Linked DNA regions of Homo sapiens: region 2 is linked to region 1. Evidence: chromatin contacts called from ENCODE Hi-C data. All regions are on one chromosome and are shown on one strand. Each heading gives the region's core, a stretch centred on a gene start or an enhancer-like site at or near the end of the contact. The rest is flanking DNA. Distances are from core to core; before and after follow the strand shown.

The links. A loop is a pair of places that touch in the nucleus more often than their neighbours do. Pooled maps may share reads with other maps.
Region 2: a loop to region 1 is called in a map of A673, with 9 times the contacts of the local background. The contact joins the promoter of FCRL3 here to the enhancer-like site in region 1. A Hi-C loop is called at or near these places in 2 of 168 maps with a recorded cell type or tissue (A673 and B cell) and 2 of 50 pooled maps.

Annotation. Positions count from the first base shown.
Region 1 is chr1:157,649,402-157,657,010 of GRCh38, reverse strand. It overlaps LOC105371457 (a long non-coding RNA gene), which reads left to right. Exons shown (of 3, transcript XR_922184.3): 2 at 2,737-2,832; 3 at 3,800-4,827. Among named protein-coding and RNA genes, the nearest start is that of FCRL3-AS1, 42 kb to the left of the region's middle. Within about 2 kb of position 3,755, at least 3 of the 41 ENCODE cell types and tissues checked have a DNase peak (open chromatin) inside an H3K27ac peak, as active enhancers do; they include B cell, where a contact is called at or near this core.
Region 2 is chr1:157,696,562-157,704,186 of GRCh38, reverse strand. It overlaps FCRL3 (Fc receptor like 3), which reads left to right and starts at 3,418. Exons shown (of 15, transcript NM_052939.4): 1 at 3,418-3,525; 2 at 3,602-3,728; 3 at 4,475-4,495; 4 at 5,558-5,803; 5 at 6,268-6,528; 6 at 6,763-7,047. The coding sequence starts at 3,698. FCRL3-AS1 (FCRL3 antisense RNA 1) reads right to left here. Exons shown (of 2, transcript NR_199044.1): 2 at 7,543-7,625.

The sequences.
Region 1 (7,609 bases), core at 2,506-5,005:
TTCATTTATATCCCATAAGTGTCCAATCATTTATAGGATGGATGTATAGGCATTATATCAATGTATGTTTTAAAAATCCCACGAAAAATTGTTATAATTTGTTAAGTACTTATATTTTAGATAACTTAAACAGAAAAATGCAGTCTTTTCTATTTTTCCCTAGATATTTACCACTTACAATGTCGTTAATTTTTTCTAATGATCCCCATTATTTCTAATTTCATTTCCCTTTAGCCTAAGGACTTCTTCTTTTTTTTTTTTTAGACAGAGTTTTGCTCTTGTCGCCCAGGCTGGAGTGCAGTGGTGCGATCTTGGCTCGCTGCAACCTCCACCTCCCGGATTCAAGCAATTCTCCTGCCTCAGCATCCCGAGTAGCTGGGATTACAGGCGCGAGCCACCATGCCCAGCAAATTTTTTATTTTTAGTAGAGACGCGGTTTCACTGTGTTGCCCAGGCTGGTCTCCGACAGGGACTTCTTTAGAATCTCTTGTAGTGTTTTCTGACAGTTAGTCTCTACATTTTGCTTTACTTATTTTTTGAAAAAAAAAAATTTGCATGCATTTTTGAAGGATATTTTTGCTCAATATAAAAACCAAGTTTGATAATTGTTGTCCCTTTCTTTAAAAATTTGTTTTTTCTCTGTCTACAATCAAGATTTGGTCTTTATCTTGGATATTTAGTAGTCTGGTTATGTTTTTGGTATGGTTTTCTTTGAATTTATCCTGTGTAGGGTTCATTGAACTTCTCAAACCTGTAAATGTATGTTTTTCACCAAATCTGAGGAGATTTCAGCTGCAATTTCTTTAAATATTATTTTATGTCCAATTTCTCTCCTTTTCTGCTGGGATTCCAAATATATGTATGTTACAGTTTTTGATAGACTTGATATTGTCCCACATGTCCCTAGTTTCTGTTTATTTTTTCAAACTTTCTTTCTATATTTTAGATGAATAATTTAATTGATATAGTTTTAATTTTATTGATTCTTTCCTTTGTCCTATTCATTCTACTGTAAGTCCATTTGGTAAATTTTTAAAATATGTTACAGACTTATTTCAAAAATTTCTATTTGGTTCTCTATTTATATATCTCAGCTGAGATTTCCTGCCTTTTTATTCATTTTATATATTTTTTAAAATCTCATTGAGTATAGTTATTGTGCCTACTAAAAAAATTCTCATCAAATAATTCCAACATCAGATGCATCTGAAGCTAGCATCTATTGATTGTCTTTATTCTGAAAAATTGAATTCATTTTCCTGCTTCTTTGTATGTTGAGTACTTTTCATTTTATCTTGGACATTTTAATGTTATGTTGTATAGATTCTGTGTTCTGTGACATCCAGCATGCTGTTTTTGTTTTTGTTTTTGTTTTTTGTCTTAGCAGGCATTTAACCCAGTTAGACTCAATGTGTAAGCTCTGCCTTTCCTTCCATAGGTGGTGGTTTAAATCTTAATTCAATTATTTAGTTCTTTGGTGTACTGCTTTTAGACAGTCCTGTGCTTATATGGCTCAGGTGTCAGCCTGAACTTGTGTATTTAACCACACAGAAAATTAAGGGACTTCCTTCTCTGGCTCTCTCCTCTATGGAATTCTCCCTCCACCTTCTAGTAACTGCGGTTAATCAGACTCCCTTTTTAGATCCTCTGGCCAGAAAGACAATGAGCTACCAAAAATCTTACCAACCTACAATATGCCTTCTCTGCTACAAAAAACAAATCCACAAATCAAATCTACAATAAAAATGGAAAACTAACTGCTATGCCAGTCACTTCTCCAAATTTCATTTCCCCACTACACCCTGGCTGCTCTTTTACTCTTCAGAATTCTCAGGTAGTCATTTTCTGTATTTTATGTAACATATAATTGTTACCAGTTGGATGGCTTGTCTGATTGTTACCAGTTAGATGGCTTGTCTGAAGGGAATTTACAATATTATTCCAGAAGTGAAATTCTAGCTTAACTATGAATGGACATATTTATACTCATTGGTCAGTAAGGTCTGCATTATTCAGGATGTATCTACATATGTGTGTATATGCATTTTACGTACTTGGACTGCAATTGTATTAAATGCTTATTTTACATATTTGAACACTTTTCATGCTTTAAAAATATTCTTCTAAGACGCGAGTTTAATAGCTTTATAATACTGCATCTATATACGTACCCTAATTTACCATTCTTCTGTATATTTTTGTTTTTTTGCTTTTGTAAAAACTTTGAGATGAAATCTTTTCCTCTCTTCCTCAGAATAAACTTTTATTGTGAAAAGTAGTATACGGAACTTTGCATCTCATAATCCAGAAAGTTTTTACATTGTATGGCACCAGCAGGAAATCATTTATGAGTTCCAACACTGGGTGCTGTACTTTCTTTATTGTTTTTGCAAAAATGATAACAGAAATTACATTTTATTGTTTAAATTTTAATTTACTTGACTATTAGTGAAGTAGAATATAATCTTATGTGTTTCAGGGAGTGTTCTTTTTTTAATCAATAGTCCATTTAGGATAAAAATTTTTCACATTTTCAACAAGTTAAGATACTCTTTTCCTAACAAATTATGTGAGTTTTTTAATGAACTAAGGATAGTAATCTTTAATTAATTATGTGTGATATAGATATCTATGGTATGTCTTTTGCCTTTTACTTTTGTTTATGGTATCTTTAACCTACCAAGGTTATTTAATAGATTATGAACATGTGCTAATTTACCAAGATATCTTGCTTAGCCATAGGTTAAGACATGAGGACTTCTACTGAAACTTCTCTAAATATGGAACCAAGACTTCATCTGAGTTTGAGATTAAGAGAAGAAATTATCACAGGTAATGTGGAGACAAGTCACTTCTCCAATTGTGTTCTCTAAAGTGTGGTGTTTTGATGGTCAAAACCTCATAAAATTAGGTCCAGGAGAGAAAGAATTAGAAATAGGAATTGCTAACAGAAAAAGACCATTTCAGAATCATGGACTGAGGGTTACCGTTCAAGAGAACTATAACCCTTGGGCCACCCAGTCTATAGAGCAGCTTCATTTTTTGCAAAAGTGAATATGGTGGCATATAGATTAAAGTATTAATTATTTTCTGTGCTACACACTTACAGGAGAAAACTCTTAATATCCAAGACAAAAACAGTGCCTTGCTGATGAATGAAGAGACATGTGTGTCAAAAATATAACTGACAAAAGGCCGGGCATGGTGGCTCACGCCTATAAACCCAGCACTTTGGGAAGCTGAGGCCAGTAGATTGCTTGAGCCCAGAATTTCAAGAGCAGCCTGGGCAACATGGCAAAACCCCAACTCTACTAAAAAATAAATAAATAAATAAATAAATAAATAAATAAATAAATAAGAATATAACTGACAATGTAGGAGCCTCTTACAGGTTCCCTTGATGCTTCAGTTTCCTCTGTTTACTCTGCTTTTTGTGGTAAAATCATATTTACAAATTCTTCTCTTCCTGACAATTATAAATTCTTATCTCTCCCTTCCTTGGATTCGTTGAGTGAACCTATCTACACAAACTACTCTTAAAATGGACCTTTACCCTCTTTCCTGTCCATGGGCAATTACTGTGATTATTCTTTAGCAGCTACTGTTTCTTCAGCCCTTCTGCTAGGATAGGGCTGCTTTACATACACCATGTGGAGTCAAAAAAGAACAGAGAGAAGTAGTCACAAAAAGAGGAAGTAGTGGTTAGTGGGTTCTTGAGAAAGTTCTCCAAAGGTTACAAACTGAAAAGATTGAAAAATTAACAGTTCTATGCTAATCTCTGGTGTCTCCTTTTTGGCAGCTCCATGAGGAAGAAAAAATAATCTGTGACTTCTGTACCTTCTTCATGACCACCGGGCAAGACTGACTCTCTGACCAGTGCACAGGAGACTCATCAATATCTATCTAAGCCCTTTCTCTCTAACAGCTGCCAGAGTTTGGTCTTCTATCATCTCAGGCCAAGGAAGCGCAGTGGTTACACTCATCTCCACTCCGGTCACCTGCTTTCCATTTTATGCGAGCAGGTCCTGCCTTACAAAATAAACGTATCTGCTGAGAAATGCCAATGAGGGAGACAGAAGAGATCTTCAAAGGGAAAGGCAGATTTTGTAAGTGGTTGTTGATGGACCAAATTCCATGTTATAAATCTTCTCAGGGTGCAGTAGTTGATATAACTCCATTGAGATGGACCCTGAAAACAAATATGCACAAAAGGAATTTTACAGATAAATCCGTGTTCCATGCCTAGAATAAAGTAATACCATTATAATCATTATCTGCTTTCAATATCCAACCCTGCCATTTAGTTTCAGCTTCAGGTCCACCGGATCCTTCAAATATTTCTTCATACAATCTCCTTTTGTCCCTCAGGACCTGTTGGAAAGAAAGGCGTCCAATGCTAATAAGGAAAAGAGAAGAGCCTTCCTCTCCATGCAGGTTTAAGTCTACTGAAAGTGGAAATTACTCTTTTATTTATAAATACTGATAGGACTCTTTTGGTAGCAGGGAACATGGACCCACTTATGCAACCTTAAGTAAAAACGGTAATTTATGGTAAAGGAAAATGGATAGCTGTCAGAATTCTAAGCAGGAAGGTCATAAACAAGCTGGAATCAGAAAGTGGGAGGTTGTTGGGATCCTTGGAACTACCTCGACCCTGCAATCAGACAGACTCCTCTACCTGCCCTCTGTGTCCTTGGACAAACTGCTCAACCTCCCTATGCGTCAGTTTCCTCATCTGTAAAATGGGAACAATGATATCCATCTTTTAAGATTTTTGTGAGGATTGAATGAATTAAACAAGTAAAGAGATTGGATCTAGGTCTGAAATTTGCTAGCCACTCAAATACTAGTTATTTCATTGGTTGTTTCATATTTTCTGCCCACGTATGTTGACTTCTATTTTGTTTCTTTTAAATAATTTGCCACTTTCTGAAATTGTCTAATTTACCTAATTGCTGACTTGTAGAGCATGGGTCTTCTCCTCTAGTATTTAAGGTTTATCACACCCTCAGTAGAGGGAAGGCAATGAGTGTTCTGCTACATGTCCTGTTTGCTGGAGCGGAGAACTTTCAGCCTGTTTCTGACCCAGTCCTCTGAGTACCTCTGCTCTGAAAGTTGTAACTGTCTCTCTTTCCCAGGGCTGTTTCTATCTCCTTAGCCAAAAAGCCAGACTTCCTAGCCCAAGGAGGGGAGCTCAGTGAACCTCAACTATAAGGCTGAATCAATCAGGATTAATGTAGTTTCAAGCCAGACTGAGTAGATGACCATTACTACTGCTACTACTTTAAGTTCTGCCCCCTTTGAAGGATTTCCTTCATCACTTTCTTTCAAGAACAATACTAATTGTGGTTGCAGTAATACAACAGTCCACTTCCAGTTTTGCTAACATATTTTACTAAATCATCTGTGAAGCAAGCCCTGGTTTTCCTTCTGTAGTTATCTAGTTAAAAGGAGTTCCACATGAGGCTATAGATGTGAACTGCAGGAGAGGAGGGAATGCAGTAAAAGTTGGTACCTTAGCAGTCTGAGCCACCTGCTCATACAACTTACTTATGCCTTGTTAAACCCAGTCATATATACATCATATATATATAGATGTATTGCTGCTGTGCATGTACAATCTTGTGGCTACATAAAACCCCACTCATGATGAGCAGTTCGAATTGCAGATTGCGTGGTCACTTGATGTCCCATGTTAAGTATTAAGTTTTTAGTAAGGTCTAGGCAAACTTGATGCTGTATCCTAAAAGAACATTATCTCCAGAAGAGAGTATAACTTTTATCTAAAATTCTAGAAGTCTGTGCTCTAATTTTCCTTTTCTGACCCTTAGAAGCACTATACAACATCCATATTTTCTATAGTCATTTCAGGCTACATCGGATCTACCACACCACAAGTCTCAAGTGGTCAAGCAGCTTTCAAGGCAATCTGGAATTATTGCAGAGCCTTCTCTTGCCCTGAGCCTCACTCAGAATTAATAGTGTTATGGGCTCCTCAGCAAATGGGTAAGAGTTGTGCACGTAAATGAGGATATATTGCATACAAATTCCAAAGATATCCACCAGGTATTGTGCCTCTTCTTTAGTAATAAGAAGGTGCAAGATGCAGCAATTTGTTTTAACTCTGAAGACATTCTGACATGTGAATAACAGCATAATCTAACTTATAGGGGTTTCCTGAGAAGAAAATGAATTCCTTAGCCCAACACATGACATTAAGTAAGTGCTTAATAAGTATGAGCTATGATGATGATGACAATTATGTTTATTATTACTACCATACTTGAAATTTAAGCAAGACTGCATAGAGAAGGCCTTTTTAGATTTCCAAAACCTTCCCTTCTCCACCTCCCAACTGCAACATACTGCAATCAGAGGAGTAAAAGAATAGAAATAATGTCTGAGGTAGAAGTAATTGTATCTATATCTCTTCATAAAAAGTAGATATCAAATTCAAGAAGTCAGTTCTACCTGTGCAAACAGTTGTTATGTGCTGAATCATTTTACATGTAACAATATGTTCCAGTAAAGTCTTAGACCACTTTATGGTTTTTAACAAAAATGTGACAGAAAGTGTCCTCACTCCGTACTGATTCCATATGTTTGTGTGAACTTGTAGTCTGGGAAGGAGTGTGGAGAATGGCTCGGGGAACAGTGACCTCCACCTACAAGAAGATAAACAGGTCTTTGGGATTGAAGAACTTAACCCTCCTTAATTCTAGAAGAAATAGCTCTTTAGGAGCCTCTATGGGCTCTCTAATAGACAACTAATCTCTACTTTGGAAAAGAGAATAAATGTCTTGAGTTCAGCAGTCAAAAGCACTGATGGATGGACCTGGAATGAGAATGAGGGGAAAGGAAAGAAAAATAAGATTTGGGTCAAGGAGGAAGGTAGTCATCTGCTCCTGAACAGATAGTGCTCCTCAGTGTCTCCCTGACACTGTTTTCAGGGCCTGTCTATATCTCAGGAAGCGCCAGGGTCATTCAACCGTAGAATCCACTACTGGGAAGACCATTTTACATTCTTTCCAAAGAAGCTTCCTGGACACTGTTATGGTATCATTGTCACCCACAAGCTTCAGAGCACTGGCCACACACTCAGCCATGGAACTGTCATAGAAGAAACCTGGGATACTTGTAAAATCGATGGAGCACTAAGGACCCACTGGGTGAGGAAAAGCTGGGCAGTATATACTCTGGAAGTGGACTGGAGCAGTTTAGTGCATGCCAAGTTTGAGACAAATAGTCGTCTCTTTTTTATTTATTTATGTATCATATATGCCAGGCACTATTTGAAGGGCTTTCACATATTAACTCATTTAATAGTGATGAAGAAGTTGAGATTTTTGCCCAAGGAGAGAGCCAATAGCTTTTAGAGCATAGGACTTTTTGCAAGGTGTAGGCAAAATAGAATCTATAAGGAACCAAATGGTATATAGAAAATGGCAGATAAGAAGTACTCTCGAAAGATATCAAGTTTTTAGATTCTAATAGGAAATAGAGGACATGTTATTCTCTATAAAGTCTTTCTACCCTTATTAGACTAGAAATTACATAAAGATAAGGATCATGTCACTTTTGTCAATACTGTGCAACCAGTGAAACACAG
Region 2 (7,625 bases), core at 2,169-4,668, 48 kb before region 1:
GAACAAAGCCACCACAAGTCGTGTCACAAAACCATATGCCCTAAGACTGCAAGCATCTTGCCCAGGCTCAGTAGTTAAGTATAAAAGGTGGCTCAGAATAGGCCTCTACAATCTGGAAAATGCCCGTCTCTCTTACTAAACAAATCCCAAGGCTGAGAATGACAGGATCTCTTCCCACCAAAAGCCTCTCCTTGTAAATATATAGCTCTCATACATTTGTTCTTTTGTTTTTAGTTCTTTTACATCTAAACCCATGCCCCAATTGTTTGTGTCTCTGAAAATTTGCTCTGGAACTTTAGACTCCCTCACTCCCTCCCCACTTAAATCTCCACACAGGGGAAGGCGTATACTTGTTCATAAACCCTTCTGCCAGTAGAGTTGCATCCAGGGGGAAGAGCATGGAGTTAAGTTTAGCATGGGGCCAGGTGCGGTGGCTCATGCCTGTAATCCCTGCACTTTGGGAGGCCGAGTGGGTGGATCATGAGGTCAGGAGATCGAGACCATCCTGGCCAGCATGGTGAAACCCAGTATCTACTAAGAATACAAAAATTAGCTGGGCGTGGTGGCACGTGCCTATAGTCCCAGCTACTCGGGAGGCTGAGGCACCAGAATCGCTTGAATCCAGGATGCAGAGTTTGCAGTGAGCCGAGATTGTGCCACTGCACTCCAGCCTGGGCAACAAAGTGAGACTCTTTCTCAAAAAATTATAGTAATAATAATAATAAGTTTATCATGACTCAATTATTCTTCCCAAATTTACTGATCACATAAGGCACGTCACTTCTTCCAGGATGGAGTGAGTTAAGGAGCAGAAGGAGGAACAGGAGTAGGAGTTGCATGCACATGGAAGAAAATAGATGTCCCCCCAACACAACCATTCATTAATATATTCAGGCAAATGAAAAGTTATTCTGTTCAATTAGATTTGGCGTATTTAGCAAATAAAAATATGGGACTCCTAGTTACATTTGTATTTCAGATAAACAGTGACTACTTTTTAAATGCAATTATATCCTGATATGGCTCCATGTCTCCACCCAAATCTCATCTTGAACTGTACTCCCATAACTCCCATGTGTTGTGGGAGGGACCCAGTGAGAAATAATTGAATCCTGGGGACAGTTTTCTCCATACTGTTCTTCTGGTAGTGAGTAAATCTCACGAGATCTGATGGTTTGATAAGGGGAAACCCATTTCGCTTGGCTCTCATTCTCTCTTTGCCTGCTGCCATTCATGTAAGATGTGACTTGCTCCTCCTTGCCTTCTGCCATGATTGTGAGGCCTCCCCAGCCATGTGGAACTGTAAGTCCAATAAACCTCTTTATTTTGTAAATTGCCCAGTCTTGTTACGTCTTTATCAGCAGCATGAAAACGAACTCATACATATCCCAAGTATTGTATGGAACATAATTATAGTAAAAATTATTTGTTTTTTATTTGAAATACAAATTTAAATGAGACCCTTGCATTTTATCTGGCAATCCTCTACTGAGTGTTAGGCACTGTGCTAGGTGCTAGAATAATGTGAATATGACATAGTTCCTGTCTTCAGAGAGAGACGTAGAAAAATGTAACATTTTTGGCTACAGATGAGCAATTAAATTCAAAATACTCTTTTCTGAGCATATCTTTCCAACCACAGGAAACAATACTTCAGAGTCATCAACAACATCGTCACCTTTGAGCATGAAGTATATTTGAGGTTTATTCATATTTTGAATTAGTCTGAAATGACACACTGAATCTCGAAGCTATCCATATCCCACTGAACCTTCCTTTTGTTGATGAGCATGCTGTCCTCAGAGAAATAAAAAATAAGCCCTAACCGCTCCCTTCCCTAAAGATACTTAGATCATTGAGGAATACCATCAAAGGGACAGGATGTTTCAGTTCACTGTGATCGGTTCTGGAGTGAAGGAAATCCAAGTGTTATTGATGCACATGAGAGGAACACCCAGCCCAAATGTGGGAGGTCAGAGAATACCTCTCAGTAGATGTGGCACCATACTCTACAATTACAAGTTTACAAAGACCCTGTAGTGTGGATTAACTGGGTATAGTTTAAATAAATAATTTAATTTAATTTAAATAAATTGATATAACCAATATATCTTCTCCAGAATATTGGAGAAATCTCTAACCAGGAATGACTAAGCACACATTGAAACACATCCAATCCTCTTCTATTGTCATCCTGTTCCTTACTGTTTGTTGGTCGTTCATTTGGCAAGTCCTTATTGACAAATTGGTATGTGACAAGTGCTCTGTTAGGCATTGAAACAAAATGAAGAACAAACCAGGCTTGTTCCCAAACCTTGTAATACTATCTAATGAGAAAAATAGGCATTATACAATCACATAAACATATAGAGAATGATAAAATTTGGTGACTTCCATGGGAGAAAGAACATAATAATATTTGTTAAAAAAGAGGACCCTCTTTCCATTACCTGCCAAGGTTGGGCACCCTGAGGATGGGACATTTGATCTGAGATCATCTCCCATTTCTAATGTAAAGGTATCTGAATGATGACAACTTTATCCTGGTAGGTAGATTCCCAAGAATGGCTTACCTCTAAGTCTAAAACACGCCTTCCTAACAGAAGTTATATCACCTTCAAAGGGGCAAGAATTGACTCTTGGGAAGATGAAAAAAACTAATTTTTTAATGTATCAAACACAGCTATACATGCAGCACATAAACACATACATAGTATATTTGTGGTATTAAATTTTCATGGAAAAAGGGGGTGGCTAAAAACAAAATTGTCTAAAAAAGATCCTTAGGGGAGCAATAACGAAAAAATGGTTGAGAAACACTGGTTCAGAGTTTTTATTCAATAGTCCCTCAAATAATACTTACTAAAGGAATGCTTTCAAGAAAGAACAGTTAGAGGTGCGGGGGATATAAGGGGTAAGAAAAGGGGCCCTTAAATGTTAGTGGGAAAGAAGACACGAAAGCAAACAAGGAAATAGAGAAAATAATTGCAAATTGTTATAAACACTGTGAAAAAAACACAAAGGACCTGAAACAAAATAATGGGGTGGAACCTCTTTGATTGCAAAGCCCTTTCTGAGAAGGGCTTTGGCTTTAAAAACGGTGGTACGCTTGCTGATTTATCTCCTAATTTGCAGATCTGGGTGAGATTACGGGAAGTCCTTGATCTGTACATTTGTATTATTTTCCTGTTCAGAAGCCTCATAACAACTTATGTGAAAGTCAAAAAGGCATATGCTTGACACCTTGACTGTGTGATTCACACCACGCTCATTAAGCTTGCCTACATTAGGAGCTGCATGCAGAACCAAAGGCTGTGTGAAGACAAGGTAGTGAAGGGGTTTCCCATATGAAAAATACAGAAAGAATTATTTGAATACTAGCAAATACACAACTTGATATTTCTAGAGAACCCAGGCACAGTCTTGGAGACATTACTCCTGAGAGACTGCAGCTGATGGAAGATGAGCCCCAACTTCTAAAAATGTATCACTACCGGGATTGAGATACAAACAGCATTTAGGAAGGTAGCCACATTCACATTTTCAGAGCCCAAAGCAAAATATGACACTAAGCTCTTCTTCCCTTTTCTGATTCTTGCAGGTCTCATCTGAGTAGCAGCTTCCTGCCCTCCTTCTTGGAGATAAGTCGGGCTTTTGGTGAGACAGACTTTCCCAACCCTCTGCCCGGCCGGTGCCCATGCTTCTGTGGCTGCTGCTGCTGATCCTGAGTGAGTAGATGGGCTATAATGGGGCCACGGCCTCAGTTCCTAAAGGTGACCAGGGAAAAACTCAAGGAGCTTCTATCTCTGCTTCTACTTGGGGTTCAGAGACAGATAGCAAGGGATGGGAAGTGAGCAGAGCTGGGTTCCCTGGACAACCAAGAGGCTCCAAATGCAACCATCAGAGCAAGCCAGATATCCTGACCTTGGTTTCTCACCCACTGCTTTTCTCACCTCATAGGAAACTTGGATTTTTCCTTCTGCCAAACCACAACTCTATATCCCACCCTCCCTCTTAAGCCTCAGACTAAATAATTTTTCAGATGAGCAGTTACTTCTAAAAACCTAGGCACGTGAAGGAAGGTTTACTGAGAAACATCACTGTTTTCTAGAAGTTTTAAGCCAAAATTTAATCAGAGATTGAAAAAGTGAGGGGAACAATAGGAGCCCAAGGAACGAAAGGAGGATAAACCATTTCTGTAAGTCCTTGTCTGCCTCTGCACTCAGAGAAGAGAAGGAGAGAATAAAGTGTGCCGTGGCCAAGTAAATAATAGCAGAGATGAGGTCAGGCCTTGGACATAAGCCATCACGTTTGTAAAATACATTATATGACATTTTCTTTGTTGTTTAGGGGCTCTGGATGATATAAAAAGGGAGCAAAGAAATGATAAGGAAAAACAAAAGAAGTGGTTGTGGTTAGGTTGTTAGAAAATGTTTCGGAGAGTGTCTGATTGTCATTTTCTGCTCCCTCACAGCTCCTGGAAGAGAACAATCAGGTAAGTTTCTCCTTCTCTCTGCCCCTCTGGTCTCTGGATATTGGTCCCCTCAGCCCACACAGCCTGCCCTAACCCTTGCAGGCACGCATCCCATCAGCAATGCTAATGCTCTGGGGTCACATCTGCTACTATATTGGGTGAACAGAGCCTCCTCCGACTTTTTCAGTCTCTAGGTTTTTTTTTTTTTTTCTCCCTACATTACCGGTATTCCTCAGACTACAGGAAGGAAACACTTGCAGAGCAAAGGACAGAGGCAAGAGGCTGATGATGAAGGAATCTCATATGTGATCTCCATATTCTCTAGTACATCTCCCTCTGAATGTCCAAGCTAGTGCTGCTATCAAAGGACATAGAAATAGATCCCATCCACGGAGGAAGATGCTACAGCAGAATCCTTATAAATCTCCAAAAAGAGCTCATGCCACTGCCACACCTCACTTCCATGCCTGTCAGTCAGTTGCAATTCCATACACAAGTCTGACTTCTCAGGCAACCCATCCTCCTCCATTTAAATTCTTTATATCCCTCCATTGTTTACTGTGTCCAACTTAAATGGAGAGTAAAGTTGCCTTCCCCATAGACTTTCAAAGCTAAGAGAGATATAAAAGTAATACAAGTGAGAAAATCTTATTCATTTTAAGTGTTAACAAGTAGGAAGTAATTTTCTGGAGTCTAGAAACTACTTCTGAGGTATATACATCCCAGGTTCACCTTTATCTGGACAGAAATGTATAGGACAAGAGAATTTCAGGATCAGCCACATTCTGAGGCCTTCGCAGTTTTTGCCCAATGGCAAATCACATCTCCTGAGCTTTTCTGAGGCTATGCCAGGAAACTGAGACCTCTCCCCTATAATACCCTTCTGCCCACCTCCAGGAAATGGATGAGGAAGAACAGATTCTTTCCCAGGCATTTCCCTAGGTTATTTCTGCTCAATTTTCCACCCTGGTCCTGACTGGAAATTAGTCCAGGAAAACTCCTGACTGTAGGTTGGGCTCCCCATGTGCTGTGCCCACCTCCCATTGACCTTCCCCTGCCTTCATCTTTCTATTTCCTGTTTAGGGGTGGCCCCAAAAGCTGTACTTCTCCTCAATCCTCCATGGTCCACAGCCTTCAAAGGAGAAAAAGTGGCTCTCATATGCAGCAGCATATCACATTCCCTAGCCCAGGGAGACACATATTGGTATCACGATGAGAAGTTGTTGAAAATAAAACATGACAAGATCCAAATTACAGAGCCTGGAAATTACCAATGTAAGACCCGAGGATCCTCCCTCAGTGATGCCGTGCATGTGGAATTTTCACCTGGTGAGGAATGGAAGGGGAGTGTCTAAAGTCAAGCCACCAGGCAGAATGCCTGAGGGCCGGGTTAATGCAGGGATCCTAGGCAGAGTTGTAAGCAGACATGGGGATTGATGCACTGACCCCAGTGGGGAAAATAAAGAGATAGGGCAGCAGCATGATGCTGGATTGTCTATCCATCTACCTCCAAAGAATTGTGGGTGACCCAGGGGCCATCAGGCAAAAAGGGGTTCAAGTCTGGGATTCCTCTTTTGTGAAAAGACATGTGAAGATTTCTCAAGAACATTTTCTGGGAATTGGTTCACCCTTGTAGGGCAAGGAAGAATCAGGTATTTGGGGCCACATGGCAATGTGGGTGGGGGCCATTTGCAGGTGTGTATAGAACTGTGGCTCTTGCCTCATGGGTGGAAATGAAAGTGAAGGCAGAAACAGCAGGGGATAACCTGAGTGTGCTCCTGTGCTCTTTGCAGACTGGCTGATCCTGCAGGCTTTACATCCTGTCTTTGAAGGAGACAATGTCATTCTGAGATGTCAGGGGAAAGACAACAAAAACACTCATCAAAAGGTTTACTACAAGGATGGAAAACAGCTTCCTAATAGTTATAATTTAGAGAAGATCACAGTGAATTCAGTCTCCAGGGATAATAGCAAATATCATTGTACTGCTTATAGGAAGTTTTACATACTTGACATTGAAGTAACTTCAAAACCCCTAAATATCCAAGTTCAAGGTAATGGCTAGATTCCTGTGGATTACTGGGTTTGTTAGGGAAACTGGGGATAAAGGGAAGATGTTTATCAGTGGGAATTTCATAAAGAGTCTCCTATGGCTCAGCCATGGGAGGGAGATGGTTCCTTCTGCATGCTTCTCTATCTCCTGATGGCTGGTGCTGAGATGACAAATGCATCTCTCTAGGAACTCTGAGCCTCACCACCCTGGAGACTATGTTGTTTCTTTTCATTAGAGCTGTTTCTACATCCTGTGCTGAGAGCCAGCTCTTCCACGCCCATAGAGGGGAGTCCCATGACCCTGACCTGTGAGACCCAGCTCTCTCCACAGAGGCCAGATGTCCAGCTGCAATTCTCCCTCTTCAGAGATAGCCAGACCCTCGGATTGGGCTGGAGCAGGTCCCCCAGACTCCAGATCCCTGCCATGTGGACTGAAGACTCAGGGTCTTACTGGTGTGAGGTGGAGACAGTGACTCACAGCATCAAAAAAAGGAGCCTGAGATCTCAGATACGTGTACAGAGTGAGTGTCTAAGGGGCTGCTCTTCCAGAGTCAGAGCTGGGGAGAGGAAGGCCAGTGATATCTCCTGCACCCCTAGGATGGTGGACATAACAGAGAGGAGTGTCCAGCTATTCTGGTAATCTTCTCTCTTTAAGCTCAACGTTGGTCTAACAGCCCTAGAACATTTTCTTCCACTTGAGTCAGGTAATAGTAATTATTGATCAGTTACTGATTGCCCAACCCTATGGGGTTACAGAGATGTACAAGATCGGTTCTCTCATGAATCAAGAGACAACTAGAAGCACAACTGAACACATGCAGTTTTAAGAGGCCCCTGTGGTGCTTCCATTTGGTAACCTGAACTCACAACAAAATAGTCCGAAAAGGGGAAGATGAATATGAACTGTAATAGTCAGAGAAAGACATGGAGACATGGATGTAAATCTGGAGAAGTCTTGAAGAATAGGAGAAGGGTTTGGATTCTATTTTGATCTTCAAAACAGAGGATCTCCAGTGTTCTCTTTTATTTTGTGGTTTATTGATGCATCAAAGATTCCTTAGAGATAAATGCATATAAAATGTGACCAGAAAACATTGGA